Linked DNA regions of Mus musculus: region 2 is linked to region 1. Evidence: chromatin loops called from intact Hi-C (ENCODE). Cell type or tissue: left cerebral cortex. All regions are shown on one strand. Each heading gives the region's core, and the rest is flanking DNA. Links, peaks and the distances in the headings are about the cores only.

Region 1 (7,719 bases), core at 2,674-5,173:
ATCTTGTCCCTCAGGTGTTTATGTTAGCTTCTATCAGCAGTCCTGGGAGACTAGATCTCTTCTGAGTTTCAGTGTTCAGGGTATTCTCTGCAGTCAAGCTCTCCTCTTGCAGGGAAGGTGCCCAGATATCTCGTGTTCGACCCTGCCTCCTGGCAGAAGTTGTGATCCACTCACAGAGGTCTTAAGATCCCGTGGAGGGTCCTGTGGGTAGCTTTCGGGTGTCCGCAGACTCAGCGCCCAAGCTACCCTTGTGCTGATGGTGACCGGAAAGGACTTGTGCTCCTGATCAGGCCGGGTTTTCTGCTTCCCTATTTAATGCAGTCTCAGGTCCCACGCGATTGGATTGGAGCAGCAGCTGTGTCTACTCACCAGAGGACTTAAGATCCTGTGGAGGGTCTTGTGGGTAGCCTGCTGGTGTCTGCAGACTCCGCACCCAAACTACCCCGGTGCTGGAGGAACTAGAAGGGACCTAATCAAACTTTTAAAGGCACATCTTAAGCTTTTTGCAGAAAGCAGATAGACATACAAATCCCTATACTCCAGAATCTCAGGCTTTGAACATGCCCATAGCACATGGAGCCCTACCTCACAGACTTACTCCTCAGTATGAGGCATTTATAGAGACAGTGGTTTTTAACCTTGGTTTCAGAAAAGAAACAACTGGGAAGCATCTGCAAATCTCATTGGTTAGGTCGTTATCTTTGTCAGGGTTTCACTGCTATGAAGAGGCACCATGCCGGGCATGGTGTCACACACCTTTAATCCCAGTACTCGGGAGGCACAGGCAGGTGGATTTCTGAGTTCGAGGCCAGCCTGGTCTACAAAGTGAGTTCCAGGACAGCCAGGGCTATACAGAGAAACCCTGTCTCGAAAAAAAAAAAAAAAAAAAAAAAAAAAGGCACCATGACCAAAGCAACTCTAACAAAGAAGAGCGTTTAATTTGGGGGCTGGCTTACAGTTTCAGAGGTTCATCATTACCATTTTGAAGGAAAGAATGACAATATCCAGGGAGACGAGATGCTGGAGAAGGAGATGAGAGTTCTATATCTTGATCAGAAGGCAGCCATGAGGATGCTCTGATTTCATACTAGGTAGAAGTCAGGCATAGGAGGCCTCAAAGCCCACCTCCACAGTGACACACTACCTCCATCACCTACTCCAATAAGACCACATCTTCTGATAGTGCCACTCCCCATAGACTAAGCATTGAAACATGTGAATCTAGCAGAGCCAAAGCTATTTAGTACTACACTATACCAATTGAATCAGAATCCCTCAGAGCTAGGACCAAATATAAATTTTTATCATCTCATTCCAATGTTTTAAAAAATCTGAAGGGTTACTTAAGTGAATAATCAACCATATGTTGTAGAGAAGTACAACACAAAGCTTAAAAGACACGCCCCAACTGGGAGCCACTAGGTTGTTTGTGAGCTATGGACTATAGGCTTTGAATTCTGTCTAGGGTCTTTTCTCCTAAGTTTTTTTTTAGCTTTGTCCTGCAGAAGGTTTAGCAACTATTTTATCAGAGCACATTGAATTCCACTTAGTATGTTCTACATTTTTAGTTTGTATCAGACTCCTGTGACCTGTGTTCATTTCCTGCATTTCACTGTAAACTTGCAGAAGTGAGGACACTGGTATGATCACATCTTCTTTCCCCCATCATCCACACACCAGGGGCAGGCACTTAGAGATATTAATTTAGTGACACGTGTTCAGTGATATAGGAATGTCTATGATGTAGAGCTGAGACATGCAAAATTATCTTCACAGCTGATCTGTCTCCTAGATAGCATTTTTTATTCCGTGTGCTTCAAACCCTTCTCCAAATAGATCCATAATTTTAGACTCTGCCACCTTTATCTGAACAGTTCATCACCAGGAGAAAAAAAAAAAAAACTCTTTGCTAATTCTGGAGCACTGACCATCTAAGGCAAGATTTGCCATGAATGGAAATAGACAATTTTGAGAATTTTGGTGTAAAAATTAATATGTACATGAATCAGTTTTTTTTTTTCAGAGTTATTTAGCCAGCGCGGTTCATGGCCAAAAGGGTGAGAAACTCAACAAGAAGAAGGGAAAGGTTGCGACACTAGCCACCTTTTTTGAATAGTGACCATTTTACACAAAGACTTTCTTCAGCAAATTCGGGTCAGTTGGACAATATATGCGGTTCTTTCCCGTTGGTTATCTTTCCAATGGCCCAGAGACTGAGGTGAGATTCCCACAGACAGTTCCAGACAAACAGAAGTCCTCCCAGGGAATTGCAGGCTGGACTCCAGAGTCTAACACACTTTCCCCCCCTTTTTCTGGGAGTGTGGAGCCAAGGGACAGAAAAGAGGGGAACACCTTGGCTAAGAAGGTATTTATGACCCAACAGACGGGGAGGAACAGGAAAGCCTCCAGCTAGTTCCTTGGACTCTGGCAGCTGTTTCTGTCAAGTTTCCCACTTCTAGATTGATGTTCATTGCTTAAGTCCTGGGGTACTGGGTTTGTTAAACTGACTCTTTGTTCAACTCTCACAATAGGGATTTATGTCTGAATATCACTGGACATGTTGGGCATTTGGCTGCTTTGGATGAGGTAAGTAACAGAGGCCCAGTGCACATCTGGAAAACTGCCAAAGGCAGAACTTAATGTACAGCTCCACTTTCCTCCAGCGGTCTGAACAGGAAACTCGGGTTATTTATCGTTCTTGCCCAGTCTTCACATTCAATACAGGAACACATCCACACTTAGCCATGGGAGAAAGCAAGAGGGAGGAGACCCTGCCCTACAGGAGGGCGGGAAGCTTCTATTTTTGTGGGGCAGAGCTAGGTTCATCCTTTGCTTATTCTTAGCTGTATAAACTTGGGCAAACCCCTTTCTCCTCAAACCTACTCAACTGGCCAGGGGCCCTCCTCCCCTTCTCTAGAGCTTTTCAGGCAGTCTGAAATGCCCCTTCATGTTGCATCTAAGAGTGAAGGACTGCAAAGAGCAAGTCCACATAGATTCCAGAAAACGACTGTGGACCTCACTTCCCCAAGTGCTGAAGATAAAGCAACACCATCGTCTTCTGCCACCCACAAGGGACCCCACACGCAAAACTTGTCCCCAGGGGTCGGCCTCTCAGGACTGTGCTAGCTCTCAGGCAGCTGGAGCGCGGCTCGCGGAGGCTCGGCGGCAGGAGGAGCGTGTGAGCTGGAGGCGTCCCTTTAAGAGCGGCCAGCTGGGCGAGCCTCCGCCTCCAGGACCGCAGCGCTGCCGGCGGTCACCTGGGGCTGTCGCGCAGCGGGATCACGGCAGGATCGGCTCGCTAGCCCTCGGAGTTGGAGCGGGGCTCGAACGTGAGTTGCGGTGGGGCAGGCAAGAAGCGCGACGATCTCCCTCCACGGGTCCGGCGGAGGATGCGGGAGAGCACGTGGGTGTCGCTGCTGTTGCTGCTACTGCTGCCCACACCGCAGCGGGGCGGCCCCCAGGACGGTCGCCGGTCCCCGGAGCCAGAGCCCGAGCGCGGCCCGCTGCAGCCCTTCGACCTGCTCTACGCCAGCGGCGTGGCTGCCTACTACAGCGGCGACTATGAGCGAGCGGTGCGGGACCTGGAAGCCGCCCTGAGCAGTCACCGGCGCCTACGGGACATCCGCACGCGCTGCGCCCGCCACTGCGCGGCGCGCCGTCCGCTCGCGCCCCCCGGCGCCGGCCCCGGAGCCGAGCTGCCCTTCTTCCGCGCGGTGCTGGAGCGGGCGCGCTGCTCCCGCAGCTGCCAGAGCCAGCGCCTGGGCGGCCCCGCGTCCCGCCACCGCGTCAGCGAGGACGTGCGCAGCGACTTCCAACGCAGAGTTCCCTACAACTACCTGCAGAGGGCCTACATCAAGGTACTGAACGTGGCTGCGCCCATCGCGGGTGACCCTAGGGTTGGCTTTGTGGGATAGGGGGTGGGGTGGGAGGGAGCATTGCTCTACACTCCATCCAGCCTTTCGCAGTGGCTCTGCTTTGCGTGCAAGTAGAAGCCCAGAGACTAGACTAGATGAAAGTGGGCAGATCAGCTTTGCTCTCTGTCTCAGCGTCCTCTTCACTCGCAAAAATGGGCTGTGCCAAGAAGAGCATATCAAAAGTGTCTTTCAACACTTCGGTGGTTGTGCTCTACCTAGACCTAGAGTAAATTCTTTGACATAGCCCACTCCTGATCTCCTTTTAGCTATCCCTCTTACTCTGCAGTCTGATCTTCTAAGTTTAAGAAACGGCCCTAAACGGTCCTAAAAGTTATTTCTCTTCAACTAAAGAAGAGCAACGAGATAAAAAGTCGTGGAGGAATGATGCTTGAAGCTGTATGAGGCAATCTACTGAAAGTGCGGATTTCTTTGGTACTGGTTTAGGTTCCTGGGGTTCCCACCATTTAGGACCACTTCACCTCAGATGCCCAGCGCTCTCTGCTTTTACTTGCGTCTATGTACCTTCCCCGGAGTTGCTGTCAGGAGGTATACAATCAAAACTGGCATACCCCAGAGCCCCAGTTAAAAAGACCTAACTAGCTGCATGGCAAAAATGTAGAATGAATTACCCAGCCCCTCACTTCCACAAACTCATGTTTCTCAGGGTCACATTTCTTATGCCTATCTTTCTGAGTCAATATATCCAGGTCTTTCAGACAGCAGTGGGAGGAGTTAATATGGTCACAACAGAGACCAGATCTCAAGAGCAGTGTGCATGGTGCTGAGGTTCAGGAGTTGACTAGTTCGGGTCAAGGACTGACAGAGAACCCAGAATTCTCTCCAGGACATGTGTGTTGTCTGTTCTCTTGTGCTTTCCAATGGATTTGCTGAAGACATGTATCACGCATAAATCTGCCTTTTAGAAAGAAAAGGGCACAGTTTTTCCTGTTCTTTCAGAAATTAGTCAGTTCTGGGGGAGGGACTAAGCTGGTTCCCAGAGCAGAATGTGAGTGATCCTGTCGTGTGGTCCTTTTGAGAGTCTGGGCTGCAAGGGGGAGATGTGGCCATTTTGCTGATGAGTCTGTAGCTCGTGGCAAATAGATTTTCTCTTCTCCGGACGAACAGGAGAAGAGAAGGATGCATACTCATCCTGTGAAAATAAACAGCCATGCAGTCAGCATGTGGATTTCTGTGATTCTGTAGGCATATATTTTTATGTAATATTAACATTTATTTCTCATCCCCTTACCCCTGGTCCCCAATGAGAGGTCAAAGAAGATGAAACCATAAGCCTAAGAGGCCTTTTCTAATGACTTTGATTAACATAACTGACAGATTCCGAGGAAGGAAATGTTTTTACCCCTATAGGAATTTGCTCATTACCACCTACAGGCTGCATTAGAATTCTTCTCTTCTCTGTGCTTCATGGAAACTCTAAGGTAGACTTGCCTTCTTCTCAGGGAGACACACACACACACTGACACACACACACTGACACACACACAAACACATATGCACCATTACCGCCATCTTTGGACTGTGGAATATTCACTAGCAGGGTGACCAGCTCTTGTGTATATGTGTATGGTCATAGTGCCATGTATAAGTGAATTTATATAGTCCGAAAGCCACATGAAACTGAATTGCTCTTGAGATCTGGGACCCAGTTTGCACTTAGGAGTCTATCGTAGCCTAGATATAACTCAGTGGAAACAGGAGGCTTCGCAGAGTTAAGGAAGAACAGGCATTCTCAACTAGAGGATAAACACACTGTGCTCGCTTTCAGGAGTAATATCCTTCCACACCCAGGATAATGAGCTCCTGGAGGCAACTGATCCCTGATGCTCATGTGTTGGAGATTAAGAAGAGATGAGAACTGTAAACTCTGACACTTTGCACTTCACTTTCTTTTTTGAGGGATGAAGATCGGGATGTCCAGAAGAAAGGGACTTGCTCCTTGTTACCTGAGTGGTGTTAGTTTGGCATGTTGATGGAGTGAGCCAAGGGCTTATCCAGAGTCAGTCCGGGTTCTCTGGCTAATGGACTCCAGCCTGTGCTATGGCCAGAGGCCATGGTTGGCTCTGGGCTCTGTAGAATGCTGGACTAGTGGGGATTACACTGAAGCCAGGTTTGGACAGCTCCAGGGGTGAGCAAGTCCTTGTTCCCTGAAGTCACAGGTATCCATTCCTCTCTAGTACTGTTGTATCCAATCTGCACAGAAGCCTGGAGTGTGGGAGAACTGAACAGTTATGTGGTGGTAGCCCTACAGAGGCATAGTTTACCTTGGTATGCAAAGACAGGGTAAGAATCATCCAACTTAAAAAAAGGTCTCTCTCTCTCTCTCTCTCTCTCTCTCTCTCTCTCTCTCTCTCTCTCTCTCTCTCTCTCATAAGATACAATTCATCAGCCATAGCTTAAACCCTAAGATATGGCTATTAATGTGGCATTCCTTGGAGAGTGCATAGTGGTTACTCTTTGCTACTGCATGGAGCCTATATGGTGTGACCCAACGTCTACAGCCTCTGTCCCTTCCCCTTTCCAGGTCTATCTCTCCACATCTAACACTTTGGATCTTGGCCTTGCTATTCTTCCTGGGGAGCTTGAAGGCCCTGGAATAGAAAAAGATCAGAGATTCAAGATTGTTGTATCATACGTCAGCTTTCTATTTTCCTGTCTGTGAGATGGGGAAATACTACCTGCTTAGTCTGAGGTTAGTTTAAGACAGACTAGAGTCTGACTCTTAAGAAACACTACAGTGCAGTTATTAAAGGATTCCCACTTCTTTGCATGTTGAAATCATCACTAACACAGGGGCTTCCATAGCTCCCAGCAGCTGTTTTGAATGCTCATGGAAGAGAACTTTCCTCTTTTGTCTTTCTATCAAACTCCATTTTTAAAAGTGTATATGCCCTTGCTTCTGTGAGCTCCCTGGAATCAAGAACTGCCAATTCTTTTTGCATTTTTTCAAAAGAAAGAGTTGTCAGGCATGGATGCTTACTGGTTAGGTAACTCTTACCTTTGGGGGCATGAGAACATGAGTGAACATTAGCATTTTTGTCAAAAGGTCTGCGCTGGGTCATCAACAATCATATCTAATATCTTAAACAAGATGGGTAGGCATCAAAGCTCAGTATCCATCCATTTGTGACAAGGATACTAGGTCAGCTTTATGCGTGAGAAATAATGAGAGACATTTCTGTGAAGGTCAACAACCACATTTGGTGGGTGTCTGTTTCCTGGATGTCAACTGGTGTGAAAAGCAAAACGACAGATGGATTTCTTGCTAGTTTGCACTTAGAAGTTCTGGCTGTTGTTGCAAGCTCTTCCTGCTCTATCCACTTAGTTGATTTGATTTCTCTCTCTCTCTCTCTCTCTCTCTCTCTCTCTCTTTCTCTCTCTCTCTCTTTAAAAATTTACCTTTTGTTTTTCTCACTTGAAGCTGCACTCTATCCACTGTACCTATTTTATGAGCATTTGTGGCATTTTAAACAAAAGTAAGGGAGATTAAATAATCTTATCTGTGCCCTGCCTTGATCTTCAATCTTGAAATTTGTTCTGCTCCTATGCATTGACATGCTACATCCTGGGCCTGGTTGCCTCATGGATAAGAGAATCCTTGCTCGCATCAAATAATGGTGCCTGACTCCTTAATTTAAAACTATTTGTTAAATAAAGATGCTGATAGGTGGGCAGAAGAGAGGTAAGTGAGGTTCCTGGGCTTGGGGTCCGAGGAGGACTACCAGGAGAGAGAGAAGAAGGTAGAGAGAGAAGATGACACCGTAGGGTAGATGAGTCATGAAAACCT
Region 2 (7,719 bases), core at 3,054-5,553, 67 kb before region 1:
AACCAAGGAAAGAAGTCAGGAGCCATAGATACAAGCATCACCATAAGAATATAAGAGATAGAAAATGTGAGATTCTCAGAGAATCTCAGGTGCAGAAGACACCATAGAAAACATTGACACAACAATCAATAAAAATGAGATATGCAAAAAGATCCTAACCCAAAACATCCAGGAAATCCAGGACACAATGAGAAGACCAAACCTAAGCATAATAGGTATAGATGAGAAGGAAGATTTCCAACTTAAAGGGCCAGTAAATATTTTCAGCAAAATTATAGAAGAAAACTTGCCCAACCTAAAGAAAGAGATGCCCATGAACATAAGAAGCCTATAGAACTCCAAATAGTTTGGATCAGAAAAGAAATTCCTCCCATCACATAATAATCAAAACACCAAATTAGTAAAACAAAGAAAGAATATTCAAAGCAGTAAGGGAAAAAGGTCAAGTAGCATATAAAAGCAGACTTATCAGAATTATATCTGACTTCTTCCCAGAGACTATAAAATCCAGAAGATACTGGGCAGATGTCATGCAGACCCTAAGAGAACACTAATGCCAGCCCAGGCTACTATACCCAGCAAAACTCTCAATTACCATAGATGGAGAAACCAAGGTATTCCATGACAAAACCAAATTTACACAATACTTTCCACAAATCCAGCCCTTCAAAGGATAATAAAGGGAAACTCCAACACAAGGAGGGAAAGTATGCTCTAGAAAAAGCAAGAAAGTATCAGGCATGGTGGCTCACACCTTTAACCCCAGCACTCGGGAGGCAGAGGCAGGCAGACTTCTGAGTTCGAGTCCAGACTGGTCTACAAAGTGAGTCCCAGGACAGCCAGAGCTACACAGAGAAACCCTGTCTCAAAAAAAACAAAAACAAAAACAAAAACAAAAAACAAAACAAACAAACAAAGAAAAAAAAGAAAGAAAAAAAAGGAAAAAGAAAGAAAGTAATCTATTAACAAACCTAAAAGAAGGTAGCCACATGAACAGAATTCCAACTCTAACAACAAATATAACAGGAAGCAATAATGTCTTTTCCTTAATATCTCTTAATATCAATGGACTCAATTCCCCAATAAAAATGACATAGAACTAGAGTGAGAATTCACAACTAGGAATTTTGAATGACTGAGAAGCACCCAAAGAAATGTTCAAATTCCTTAGTGATCAGAGAAATGCAAATCAAAACAACCCTGAGGTTCCACCTTGTACCAATCAGAATTGCTAAGATAAAAAACCTCAGGTAACAACACATGTTGGCAAGGATCTGGAGAAAGAAGAACATTTCTCCATTGCTGGTGGAATTGCAAACTGGTACAACTGTTGCGGTGAATCTAAAACCCAAATAAGCCTAGGCAATGAAAATACAACTCAATTAATATGAATACATGCTGTGCACCTAAATTGGGCAGATCTACCTCTATACTACCACCTTCCACATATAACAGACCTCTTATAACTTGCAGTTTCTCCAGGTCAGGTACCTCTGCTCCATTTTCCTTCTTTCTCCTTCTCTGTCATCCTGCCTTCTCTCTTTCTCTTCCAAAACCTTCAGCTCCACCTTCCCCTCTTTCTCTGCCCAATCACCGGCTCTAGCCTTTATTTATAAATTAAGGTGGGATGAAGGTTTACAGGAAATCGCCTGAGTGCTGACTCATTCCTTGTTTGCAGCCCCTCACATGAGAACAGAAATAACATCAAATATAATTGACCCCAGGGCTATCTGCAACATACAACCGCTCTGGAAATCAACCTGGAGATTCCTCAGAAAATTGGAAATAGATCTACCTAAAGACCCAGCAATACCACTCTTGGGAATATACCCAAAAGATACTCCAACATGCCACAAAGGCATGTGTTCCACTATATTCATAGCAGCCTTATCTGTAATAGCCAGAAGCTGGAAACAGCCGAGACGTCCCAGGACAAAAGAATGTATACCAAAATTATGGTTCATTTACACAGTGGAATACTACTCAGCTATTAAGAACGAGGGTATCCTGAGTTTGGCAGGCAAATGGATAGAACTAGAAAGTGTCATCCTGAGTGAGATCAACTCAGATCCAAAATGACATGCATGGTATGTACTCACCAAGTGGATATTAGCCAAAAAACAAACAAACACCCAGAATACCCAAGGTACAGTCCAAAGAACTCAAAAAGGTCAACAGGAAGAAAGGCCCAAGTGAGAATGCCTCAGTTCCACTTGGGTGGGTGAAGTAAGCAATCACAAGTAAGGAAGAAGACTGGGACCTGAGAGGGAAAGTGGACAGGGGCGAGGGGAGTGGGGTGGGGAGAGGAGAACCTGACCTGGTATTGGGTGAGGGAAAAGAACCTTGGGGCCAGCAGAAAGAATGGAAACAGGCAACTTCAGGAGATAGGAGGTTGGGGGACCCTCCAGAATGCACCACAGACCTGGGAGGTGAGAAACTCTCAGGACTCAAAGGGAGGGATCTTAGATAAAATTCCTGACAGAGGGAGAGAGCACTTATAGAGCCTACCTCCAGAAGGAAGAGCGGGCAGCAAATGAGGGAGGGAGTTGCCATCCCACAGTCAAAACTCTGACCCATAATTTTTCTTGTCTGAAAGAACTGCAGGATTGGAAATGGAGAGGAGCCTGGGGAAATGAAGGTCCAGCAACAGGCCCAAAGTGGGATCCAGCTTAAGGGGAGGCCCCAAGGCCTGACACTATTACTGAGGCTATGGAGCACTCATAAAAATGGACCCAGCATGATGGCACTCTGGAAGACCGAATGAATAAACAGCTGAAAGAGTCTGGAGCAGGTATTTGCACCCAAACCAATGGATAGAAACTGCTGGCTGAATTAGGGAAAGGCTGAAAAGAGCTGAAGAGGAGGGAGACCCTGTAGAAGGACCAGCAGTCTCAATTAACCTGGACCCCCAAGATCTCTCAAACACTGGACCACCAAACAGGCAGCATACACCAGCTGATATGATGCCTCCAACACACATACAGCAGAGGACTGCAGGGTCTGAGTTCAATCAGGGATGATGAACCTAACCCTCAAGAGACTGGAGGTCCCAGGGAGTTTAGAGGTCAGGTGGGGGTGGGGGTTGGAGACATCTTCGTGGAGACAGTTGGGTGGGCTGGGAAGGAATTAAGGGATGTGAATCAGTCAGAGTGTGGATGGGAAGAAAGGGTAATAAAATCTGGAGTGTAAAGAAAGAAAGAAGAAAGAAAACTGTGAACACGAAGGGCATGTTTGAAACGAAGCTAATAACGCACATTAGCTGATATATTGTGACTGCAGGGGAAATAAGCTAATGAGAGGGTGAGCTGCATGCTCCGGGGCCTTATGAATCAGAAGGAGCTTGCACTTAATGTATCAACTCAATAGGCAGTTCATCTTATTGCAGATTATTGCCCTTTGATACTTTACACCAAAGTCATAGCTCTGTGGAATTCAATAACACCTGGCAATAGTGGTGCAGTCTTTATAAACACAAACATTTTATGTGCTGTCATATTTGCATCCAGCTCATAGGCAGACAGCATGCTACTGAATTTCCATGTACACACAGTTTGAAGCTGTGTTCCAGAAATCTGTCTAGCATATGCAACATTTGAATGGCATGAGAAGGAGAAGTGAATATTAGGCTCCATTTTGAAATGTCTTATGATTTCCAAGGGAATGAAGTGTGAAATATGATTTTTCAATAGCTTATGTGTGCGTGAGGAAGAGGAGGAATGGTTAAATCAGCCAGAAAGATGATGGAGGGAGGGAAAAAAAAAACAATTAAGGAAGACTAAAGTTGATCCTGAAAAGATAACTGTGAATCAAAAATATCCAGAGAGACCTCCCAGATACCTTGGCATGTTCGATAATTTTTTGTTACCTCTTAAGGAAAGGTACTCACCAAGAGAGGGCCATGGGAAATCTGTGCATTAGTTCCCAGGAGACCAAAGAGGTCTCTAATGTTTTAAAAATCCCAGGATGTGGAAGTAAAAGATGCTGTTCCAAGGTCCAGCATAGAATTTAGCTGAAATCTTCAGGTCATTTCATCTCATTATGATTCAGTTTCACTATCTGAGAACAGAATTAAACTAGTTTTATTCTTATAGTTGCTAAGGGAAATAAATAACATTACTTCTTAATGGGTGTTAATGGATAGCACAAGGCAAATAGATAAATACATATTAAATATTCCTAATAAATAAAATGTATATAAAGATCAGAAAATTCAAATAAACTATTATTGAAGGTAGATTTTTTTTTGTTTCTTATTTAAGGGACATTTTATTCTAAAGCCTTAGCTAGTTTGAACCTTGGAACGTAGCCAAGGCTAGCCTTGAACTCTTGATCCTCCCATCTTTAATTCCCAAGGGTGATATAATAGACATGGATCCCTACATTAGTCTACCTTTTATAACAGAAACTACTGAGTGCCATTTTGAACACTTCTGGTTCTTATTTAGACCACATTGGATTCTTAGGCTCCAAGCTACCTAATTTTTGTCTTAAAAATGCATAATTTCTTTTGATAAAAATGTTTTAAATTTCCATTTGATAAACATAAGGTTTTCAAAACTTAGGCTATAATAAAAGAGAAATATGAATCTATGAGATGAAATAGGAATCAGATGGATTTAAACCCAAGGTCACCATTGCCCAACTTTAGCTTTTACAAAAAGCATGATGTAGAATTTGGAACTGTAATGCAAACAGTAAGTGTTTGTAGACACCCAAAATAAAATTTTAAAACTCTAGAAAATGAAGACATAAATGTCTATTTTTATGTTTATTCTTTATGTTTAGGTATTTAAACATAAATAAACTAATGCCCAGACATATCCTGAGCAAAAAAGAATGCCAGAGGCACTGTATCTGACCTCAAAACCTTCATAAAAGTAAACCAAAAAAGCTGCATCAATACATACTCCTAGTCAGAGCAGCAAACTCTTCTAGATCCATTCACATTTGTATCTGTGATACGAAGTGTTAATTTTCAGCTGAACAGGATCTGAAATCAGGAGCAGGTCCTGGTGCATGTGTGAGGGACTGTTTAACCTCTAAAAATGCCTGTGAGGGATTGTGTTGATTAGGTGCGTTCAAGTGGAAAATCCACACTAAAGTAGAAGGTACAATTCCCAGGACTTGTGTCCCTGGCTTATAAAAATGAGAAAGTAAGCTAGGCACTAGCGTTAATTGCTCTCTTTTTTTCTGATAATGGATAAGACTGGCTGTTTCTAGCCTCTGATGCCTTAAATTCCTAAGTGTCATGGGCTGTACTCCAAACTGTTAGCCCAAATAGACTCTCCCTTTTAAGTCAATTTCACCAGAGTACTTTTTACACTAATTGGAAACAAAGGGGCTGGGGGAGAACTATTCCCACCATAGTAGCAAGTATGCATTGAAGAAACAAAAAGTTCTTATATGAATGGTACCTAGAAAACTGAGTTGAGTATTTATTTGCAGAATAAAAATCTTGACATATAACAGCCACAATAACAATGGTATGCATTAACTCAGATATAATTTTATTAAAAAAATTTCTTCTGCACCAGCCATTTTAAAATAGCTAGTTATTGTTTGTTGTCATGGTTATTCTATATACTACAGAAAATAAGAAAGTAGATATATCAACTCCAAAATGATCAAAGACTCAAGACTCAAAATCAAAACTCAAAATTATAAATCTACTAGGAGGAAATGTAGAGAAAATACTTAAAGGGCACTGTCTGGGCAAAGATATAAATGGTAGGTAGGTAGGTAGGTAGGTAGATCGATAGATCGATAGATCGATAGATAGATAGATAGATAGATAGATAGATAGATAGATAGATAGATAGATAGATAGACATGACCCCCAATGTACAGGAAATAAATTAAAGATTACAAGCAGGACTACATCTATATGTCCAGCATAGAAACAACAAAGTTAAGAAAAAAAAACCCTACAGAAGGGGATATCCAGCAAAGAAAACCATGTCCAGAATATATAAAGGGCTTAAGTCACTAAATATTAAAACTAAATCAGACAAAACCTGTGGTGAAACAAAATTAAACAAAAGAAAGGAACCACCATCGTTCATAGAAAGTCTAAAGAATGGGAAAATGGCATGAGTATATTAGTGCACATTTCTCAAAAAGAAAAGATTCAAGTAGCCAGAAAATTTATGAAAAATGGAAGGTTCAAAGAGAGTATTTCTCACAGAAATACACATTATAACCACAATAATTTAAGGCCATTTAGAATAGCTACTAGAATTAAAGGAAAAACTAAGAATTTCTAGTAAGAGTGAACAAAGAATAACCATTAATTAAATTGTGAAGAAAAAGGAAGATTTTCATTTTAATAGGTAGAAATACAACTACTTGTGTCCCAGTGCTCCACTTTGAATGTCTACCCAGAGTCACTGAAGCCAGTGGGATATTAATTTTTTTTCAGCCATAAACATGAATTGAGATGCTGCCATTTGCCACAACGTGAATAGATTTGGATGACACAGTCCTAAGGGAGATAACCAGCTACAGAAGACAGATCATGCATGTGGAGACTAAATCATTGGTCCAGAGGAACTAGACGTGTATCAGAATCTGGAAAAAGTGTGGCCAAGGAATCTCTGAAAAGATGCTATCCTGTTTAACATCACAGGGTGCTGGTGGATAGAAGAATAACTTGTAATGTGCTCTAGCACAGTAGCATACTTACAACTAAGAAAAGAGTCAAAGTTCCACATAGCTTATAATGGATATTAAGCAGTCCCATTATAAAGAGATTCATCTGAGGTGACAGATATGCTTGTTACATGGATCTGATGTTGATATGTTGAATAGCTATTCAAAGTCTTACTGCATCTCATAAATACTGCTATATGATAAATAAAAGTAATTATATTTTGCAAAAATGACACAGAATGTTGGCAAGGAAAAGAAGGGAGGGAGGGAGGGAGGGAGGGAGGAAGGAAGGAAGGAAGGAAGGAAGGAAGGAAGGAAGGAAGGAAGGTGGGAGGGAGAGAGGAAGAGAGTAAGGGAGGGAGGGAGGGTAGAGAGAAAAGAAAGAGAGAAAGGGAGGAGAGAGAGGGAGATGAGTTCGATATTCCAGCACCAAATTCCTGGACCTAGTCTGTTGATCTATTCCTATGATACCTTGGATCTAGCACTTTTCCCTTGATTTCATTGCCATGGTGTGAACTTCTTTCTTCTGGAATGCATACTTGGATGCCTTAGCTTTAACTATTGTTAATGAATGATAAAGTCTTGGCTTGTGCTCACCATTCCAATCCATTGCTCTTGGCTCTCTTAGGTAATAAACATTTTTGGTGCCACAAACTTGTCCTTATTTCAGGCTGCAGAGTTGGTGTTGTTCTAAAACCTTTTTCTTTTAAATTTTCAGTGAAATATGAGATCTCTTGTACTTGAGTACCATACTCGAGTGTGTAGTCATGAGTCTTCAATCTTTTAGTAAAACATAATTTTCCTTGGTGCTATGAACTTTTCCTTATTTCAGACTACAGAGTTGGTGTGCAGCACTCACCCTGTGATCCTTATTATATAAAGAAGTGTGTAGACAACTTGGGTAGAAGATCTAGTGAAGAGCAATGGGATATGGCTCCCTGTGATTGAATACTATCTGAGCCTTGATTGTTCCCATTCAATGGTATTCAAATATACACTTAAGTTATAATGACTCTAAATATTAACAATTGTGTTTATAATCTCTAATCACACCTATGTTTAGTTACTGTA

The links. A loop is a pair of places that touch in the nucleus more often than their neighbours do. Peaks named below come from ENCODE experiments on the same cell type or tissue, not always from the same donor. Only the 100,000 strongest peaks of a DNase experiment are listed, where the experiment ranks them.
Region 2: a loop joins it to region 1, with 2.0 times the contacts of the local background. A loop is called at or near these places in 1 of 42 quality-filtered maps.

The regions. Positions count from the first base shown.
Region 1 is chr16:26,101,354-26,109,072 of GRCm38, reverse strand. P3h2 (prolyl 3-hydroxylase 2) reads left to right here and starts at 3,260. Exons shown (of 15, transcript NM_173379.3): 1 at 3,260-3,857. The coding sequence starts at 3,390. In left cerebral cortex, for the core only: CTCF peaks have their summits at 3,181 and 3,843; DNase peaks (open chromatin) are centred at 3,290 and 3,681; H3K4me3 peaks cover 1,824 bases; H3K27ac peaks cover 721 bases.
Region 2 is chr16:26,169,062-26,176,780 of GRCm38, reverse strand. No RefSeq gene overlaps it. Among named protein-coding and RNA genes, the nearest start is that of P3h2, 67 kb to the right of the region's middle. In left cerebral cortex, for the core only: no CTCF peak of the experiment used is centred there; no DNase peak of the experiment used is centred there.